Regions from separate parts of the Mus musculus genome. Here region 2 is linked to region 1. The links are chromatin contacts, found by Hi-C or POLR2A ChIA-PET in ENCODE. All regions are on one chromosome and are shown on one strand. The core of a region is the stretch at or near the end of the contact, and the rest is flanking DNA. Distances in the headings are between cores, read along the strand shown.

The links. A loop is a pair of places that touch in the nucleus more often than their neighbours do. ChIA-PET counts read pairs that join two places held with the same protein, here RNA polymerase II (POLR2A).
Region 2: POLR2A ChIA-PET joins it to region 1 with 23 read pairs in embryonic stem cell. The contact joins the promoter of Mzf1 here to the promoter of Zfp446 in region 1. A Hi-C loop is called at or near these places in 3 of 37 maps with a recorded cell type or tissue (T-helper 1 cell, heart and v-Abl transformed pro-B cells). POLR2A ChIA-PET finds 5 or more read pairs at or near these places in 4 of 5 experiments (Patski and embryonic stem cell).

The regions. Positions count from the first base shown.
Region 1 is chr7:12,975,876-12,979,111 of GRCm38, reverse strand. It overlaps Zfp446 (zinc finger protein 446), which reads right to left and starts at 1,264. Exons shown (of 6, transcript NM_175558.4): 1 at 1,000-1,264; 2 at 1-114. The coding sequence starts at 1,260.
Region 2 is chr7:13,053,035-13,056,526 of GRCm38, reverse strand. Mzf1 (myeloid zinc finger 1) reads left to right here and starts at 1,763. Exons shown (of 6, transcript NM_145819.2): 1 at 1,763-2,046; 2 at 3,346-3,492. The coding sequence starts at 3,386.

The DNA of each region.
Region 1 (3,236 bases), core at 15-2,514:
TGCAGCCTCAGGCTCCTCAAGGGTGGTCCTGGAGTCTCTGAGGGATAGGTGTGGGGTACCCCGAGGAGATGGCATTCTTGTTTTGAAGGGTCTTTTTGGAGGTGACAGAGGGACCTACAGAAAAGGAAGAATGTCATCTAAGGTCAGAAGACACACACCAGACCCCTCCTAGAAGCCGGAAAAGAGAACCCTGAGGCCAGGAGAACTTCAAAGAAGGTCATGGGAGGTGCAGCCCCACAGCAGTTGAGCAGCTGTATTTTGTTTTGAAGATAAATGACTGGGTGGAATGTCCAGGGACCTTCTAGAAAACTGCAAATGACGGGCTCAAACATTTGGGTACAACACAGGGCTCCTGGGAGATGAAAGTGGCTCATCCAGTAGACAAAGGGTCAAGCAGGACACGGAGGGAAGGGGGGTGGGACCATCATCCTGGGTGACCTGGAGCCCTGAGGCTTCAGACAGGAGGCAGACCACTGTGCTAGCTGAAGAGTTGGCTCTGAGACACAGGTACAAGACCTGGGGCAGAGCTGAAAGCCTGGGTGCATTCTCAGGAGCTTATTATGGGTTGGGAGGCACAGCTCGCTGATCGCAGCTGAATTGTGGATGCCTCATACTGCCTCAGCTTACTACGCATGTGAAACCCTGAAACAAAAGCCAAAATCAAACAGCCCCGTTTTGTGTGGAGTTGTAAACTGGAACCTGTGTCCCAGCTCTTAAGATTCTGGTTTTAAATCGGCTCTCTTGGGACATCCGTCCTGCTCTGGAGAAACTCAAGAGTTGGGGTGTCAGGCTCTGACACAGGAAAGGGGTGGGTCCGACGGCTGGGAGGTGCTCTCGGTGATCCGAGGAGCCGGATTATGAAGCTGCGCCCGCCCAGCTAGGAGTGAGCTCACCTCTGACGCGTGGGAGAGCCCCAGGAGGTTGGGGCACTTCCAGGAAGTGACACCGAGCACGTCCCACTGCCACTCAGAGAACGCCCCGCCTCGCGCGTTGCCCTACCAGCCCGGCCAATCCTGCATCTGCTCCGCCGGATCGGCCCCCTTCGCTCGGACTACGTCTCCCGTGAGCCTCAGCAAGAACGACAGCACGCTTCCAAGGCCTCTCACGCGCGAGACTCTTCGCTCCTCTCCTTGGGGTCGCGTTGCTGCAGAGTTCCGGGGGGGGTTCCCACTCCTGACTTGGCAGCCGTTCTTCTCTTGCAACCGCAGCCGTAGGACTCACGTAGGACGGAGCCGACTGTGGGTTAGCCTCCTTACGCATGTGCGCAACGGACCTGGTTTCTATTGGCCAGAGAGGCATCCTGACCAATCAGAGCTAGCGCTCCCGGAAGGACTCTCGCTCCTTGTGTCTCCTAGGTAACAGCTAGCGCACAACTTAGGGCCTCTTGCTGTTCTCTGAGTTAAGCTGTAAGGGTCCCCCTGCCTCGGAGAAGGCCTAGGTGGAGGCTCCTTGGCCTCTTGAGTCCAGACTGTTCTAGACAATCCCGTTGGGAATCCAGGTGAAAGGCGGTGGTGGGCGAGAAAAACTCAGTATGGCCTCCATCGGATCTCCGTTAAGCTCCCTGGATATTGTGGAGACAGTAGGCCTACAGGTGAACAAGTGCTCAGAGGAGGTAACCATGTAATTACCAACCCTCACTAATAGTCTTCAGATAACATTACTGAAAATAAGGACGGAGGTTTCTGATTAAAATTACGAGGTATACTCAACCCTTACTTAGGAGGATGTAGTTAGACAAGATGACTTATATTTATTTTTTTTCTCCCAATGGGCAGTTGATGGCATTTTGTTTGTTTGTGGGGGAATGGGGCCTTTAAAGAATAAAAGTCCTTGGCTGTCCTGGAACTCACTCTGTAGACCCTACTAGCTAGCCTGGAGCTCACTCAATAGTTCTGCCAGTCTTTCTCCCATTCGCTGAGATTAAAGGCATGGGCCCCCATATCCGACAGTTAGAGGCTTTTTAGCTTAATTGCAGATGGGCTTAGTTTTATTTCCACATATCAAGTGGCTGGACTGTGATATAAACCATTCAATCCTGAACTCGATCTGCCTACTTGGGTTTCTTCTGCTACCCAGGAACCTTCTCCTTGGCAGCTACTGTAGAGAGCAGCGGTTCTCTACATCCAAAACTCCTGAGCAGTTCTGTCGGTAGAATTTGTCTTTTACAGATTCTCTGGACACAACTCTCACCACCTACCTATTGAGGAGAAGCGCTAAGGGGGCCTAAGGGGGTTCCCAGAAAGCTCTCTTGGAAACACCTTTGTTCTAGTGCTCACCTCCCTGCTAGGCTGGTTTCTAAGCCTTCTATGTGCCACAGGATAGACCTGGTTGAGTCTTGTGATGGTATACATCTTACCCCTGGGCTTGACATGACCATTACCATCTTTATTTCTCCCTTGTTCAGGCCATTAAATCTAAGACCACATATTTAATAGGTAAACTATCATTGAGCTAGCCCCAACTCAGTCCTTAATTATAATGGTTATATTAGGTTGGCCAATGTAACCATGAAACATTTTATCTTTTGAGGCAGGATCTAAGTTCCCCCAGGTTAGCCTCTCAGCTGTCTTAAAGTAGAGGGCCTGTGGTGACCTACTGACCTAGCTCTTAGGGTAACAAAATAAAATTTATAACAGATAGCTAGGTCTATGGTACTGGGGTGTTCAAGTTTCCTCTTGGATTGGGGAGACATTTTGGTCACCAGTCGTTCTTGCCTAACTGTGTGTGATCTTTTTTTTTTTTTTAAATATTTATTTATTATATGTAACTATACTGTTACTGTCTTCAGACACTCCAGAAGAGGGCATCAGATTTCATTTCAGATGGTTGTTAGCCACCATGTGGTTGCTGGGATTTGAACTCAGGACCTTTGGAAGAGCAGTCAGTGTTCTTAACCACTGAGCCATCTCTCCAGCCCATGTGTGATCTTAGAAATGATAAATTTTAAGGTAAAAAGTTGATTAGGGCACTCAGGAGGCAGAGGCAGGCAGATTTCTGAGTTTGAGGCTAGCCTGGTCTACAGAGTGAGTTCCAGGACAGCCAGGGCTACACAGAGAAACCCTGTCTCGAAAAACAAAACAAAACAAACAAAAAAAAGTTAATTAGGTTTGAGATTCTTCAGTCACCCATCTTCTTGTAAATGTTCCAGCTCTGGGGAGGAAGGGGAGAAGCCTTCCCCAGTGGCAGTGTTACAGCTCTGAAAGGAAAGGTATCCTGGAAGTTGGGAGCCAGGAAAT
Region 2 (3,492 bases), core at 514-3,013, 77 kb before region 1:
GGATGTGTCAAAAACTTATGTGTTGCAGGATATCACACTGTAAACCCCAAGGTTGTGTTATTTATTGGGGTTAAAAAAAAAACTGTTTTTAGTTGTGGTGTGGTTCCGCCATAGCACACACCTTTAATCCAAGAGCTTTCTGCTTGAGTATTGTAAACAGGATTAAATAAAGTCAACCATAGGTCAAGAAGCAGAACAAGAAGCCAGTTGACAGAGACTGAACATAGACATATTAAGAAACACACACATACACACGCACATGCACACGCACATGCACACGCACGTGCGAGAGAGAGAGAGAGAGAGAGAGAGAGAGAGAGAGAGAGAGAGAGAGAAAGGGAACCCAGAGGACAGATAGACATTCAGAAAGTAGAAGTGGGGGAGGACATTCAATGTGAAGGTTTCTTGGGACAGAGAGAGAGATTTGCGGTGGAACTTCAGCTGAGAAAGAAGGTCACCTGGGTGCTTTTTCTACCTCTCTGAGCTAGGTTTTCACCCCAGCATCTGGCTTCCACTACCTCAAGGAAAACAGAAAGGTAGCAAAAGGTAGTTTCAGGAAGATGCAACAAATGAATCTAAATGAATCTGAAATAAAACAAAAGGTTAGGTGTAGGGATAAAGAGATATTTAGCTACCTTCCAGGTGATGGCTGGGCAGAACTCATTTGCAACCTGTCAGCTTCTTTTTTTGTTTGTTTGTTTGTTTTGTTTTGTTTTGTTTTCCAAGACAGGATTTCTCTGTATAGCCCTGGCTGTCCTGGAACTCACTCTGTAGACCAGGCTGGCCTCGAACTCAGAAATCCGCCTTCCTCTGCCTCTCAAGTGCTGGGATTAAAGGTGTGCGCCACCACGCCCGGCTACCTGTCAGCTTCTTGTAAGTCAATTTCTACCAGAATAGTGTTACGACTTCAATCACAGATTTAAAAAATGGGGGAGGAGAGGTAATGTTTAAGTAGTCAGGTGTCGCAATATTGTTTGGTAAATGATGCTAGGAAACTAGAGGACTGGTCCCCGTCCTCTTTCTGGTGTGTTGTCATTTTTTGTGTGAGTTTTCTCTGAAAATGTTTCCCCCACACGCACATCTAATTTTTTGTTGCCATCCCTCAGTCTTTGAAACCTATCAGTCCGTTTTACCGTATCTCTATTAACATCTTTACTATATCTCTAATTTCTCCCCACTTACCTTTGTACTCTGGGTTGGCCCCTAGAGTTTCGATGTCTCACTTTCCTAATCCCAATCCCTTTCTGCTTCTCTCTTCTTCCTAAATTTTCTGACATGACTCAGGTTCTAACTCTGATTCTAATGACTAACCCTCCCCCCTTTTCATTCATACCTATGTGTGTTCACTTATATTCAGTCTCTCCTAGCATCCAGTCTCCCCCTCACAATTTTCCCACCCCTCTCATCCTCTCCCCCGACTCTGTATGGGGCTATCTCTGCCTTCCTGTATAGACATCTCGTTGGGTATTTGTGTCCCTGTCCCTTCCCCTTGGCTTCGCCACAGATCCTGACCTTTCTTAAACCAAGTAGTGCGGTCGTTACCTAGGATACCACCAGGTTTGGTCCCTTAGTTACCATGGAGTCCCGCTCACTCCTACCCACCGCGCAGAAATACAAAAGAGATCCGGTGGTGCTGCGTTTGCGCACCCACACAGCACCCTCCAAACTACGACTCCCAGAAAGCATTTTGCTAAGCCTTTCTTTCAGTGGTTCCGCAGGTAGCCCAGCGGACGCTCTTTTTCGAACCCGTCGTTGCCATGGAGACGGGGAGACGGCGTCCTAGTGAGAGCGGTGATTGGTGCAGAACCCTGCAAATCCCTGGAAGGCCGGTAGAGAACTGACATTTAAAAAAAAAAAAAAAAAAAAAAAGTGGTGGGGGCATGCGCAGTCTGGAAGGTGGTGCTTGAATCCGTTGCCCCCCGAGAGGATTGTGCACGTCGTCGGGGCCCTGACGCCTGAATTCGTGGCCGGGAGTGTGGGAAGAGACGTCCAGGAGTGCGAGCTGATTATTGCAACCAGCGCAATCCCCTAGGGACGGGAAGAAGGGTAGAAACGGAGGCTGGGGTGGGGGAAGGGCAGAAGGGCTTGGAGCTGCGCGCAAAGCAGTCTGGGATATGTAGTTTGATATGGAGCAAGCGAACGAGAGTGCGCATGTTCACGAGGGCACAGCCTCCCTCGGAGCATTGAAGGAAGGCTGGGAGTCCCTTCACCTCAAGGCCTAGGGAGGAGTCTGGGTAGAGTGGACTCTGGGATTCCAGCTGTCTAGCTAGACCCGGAGCGCCGGTAGGGGGTCCAGGAACTCCCAGCAAACCGGCCCTGTGCTGACGCGCTACCGCGCTGATCGCCACAGGTGCCACGGCGACCGGACACATTGGCACCCTAAAGCGAGGATGCTCACTTAGACTTCTGGGAAATGTATTTCCGGAACCTCTTCTTGCTTTATGGCTGTTCCAAGTTTCTCTCAGGGTTTCGAGTTGACTTAGCACCCTAAAGAGCAGAGGTGTAACCCACAGAAATCAAGCTGCCTCTAAGCTGATGCCACTGCAATAGTAAATTTAGATTTTCACAAAGTCCCAGTTGCAGAAAGTATCATGGGAGAAGTCAGTCCTTTTTACAAGTGAGGAAACTATAGCTGACATAGGCACAGCAAAAGTAGTACCCTTGCAGACTGTTGGTCTAATGAGTTGAGAGCCTTTAAGGGTACCCAGAAGTCCCAGTCACCTCCCAACCAACTAAACTAGAGAGCTGAAGACTTGTATCGCTGTTGGATGTGATGAGTTGGCTTCTGGTATTGGAGATATATGGAAACCTGTTGGCCTGAGAGAAGCTGAGATGGGGGATTGGGTGGAGTAGGGCTGTCCCCTTGATACCACATTGGGAAAGGAATGTTGGGGCCTGAGAGAGAGGCCAAGTCCAAGACTGGGTAGAAAACATTAAGGGACTTGTTTGTTCCACCGCAAAAGGCTGTCCACAGGGACTCTTATTGGGAGTCCAGGAGGAGGCAGCAGTGGTACTGATGTCTGGGTGCAAGTAGAGATGCAGCTATAGAAAAGAATAGGATGTAGGGAAGAGAAATGTTTCTAAGCTTAAGCAACAGCCTGTATTTAGAACAGAGTAAGCTACCAGACACTATATAGGCCCGGCGGAAATGAGGTCTACAAAGCACATGGCTCATATAGAGTTCCCACGGATCTCTGGGGTGTGGCTGGCCTGTCAGTGCCTGTTCCCTCGGGTGTCCTCTTCATGGCGAAGGTCTCGGATGAAAGGACACAGCATGGCACTCAGTCAGCATTCGCTGCCCCTGGCTGTCCTTATTACACATGCCTTGTACTATTCCTTCCCTAGGGACAGACACTGGCCTCAAAGACCGGATCTGGTACTCCTGATGAGACCCACTGTGCTGGGCTCCTCGGGCTGTGCACCCCCAGAAAATGAGCCTGCTCTGGTGAAGCTGGAGGACTCTGACAGCGACGATGAGAGAGAAGATATATT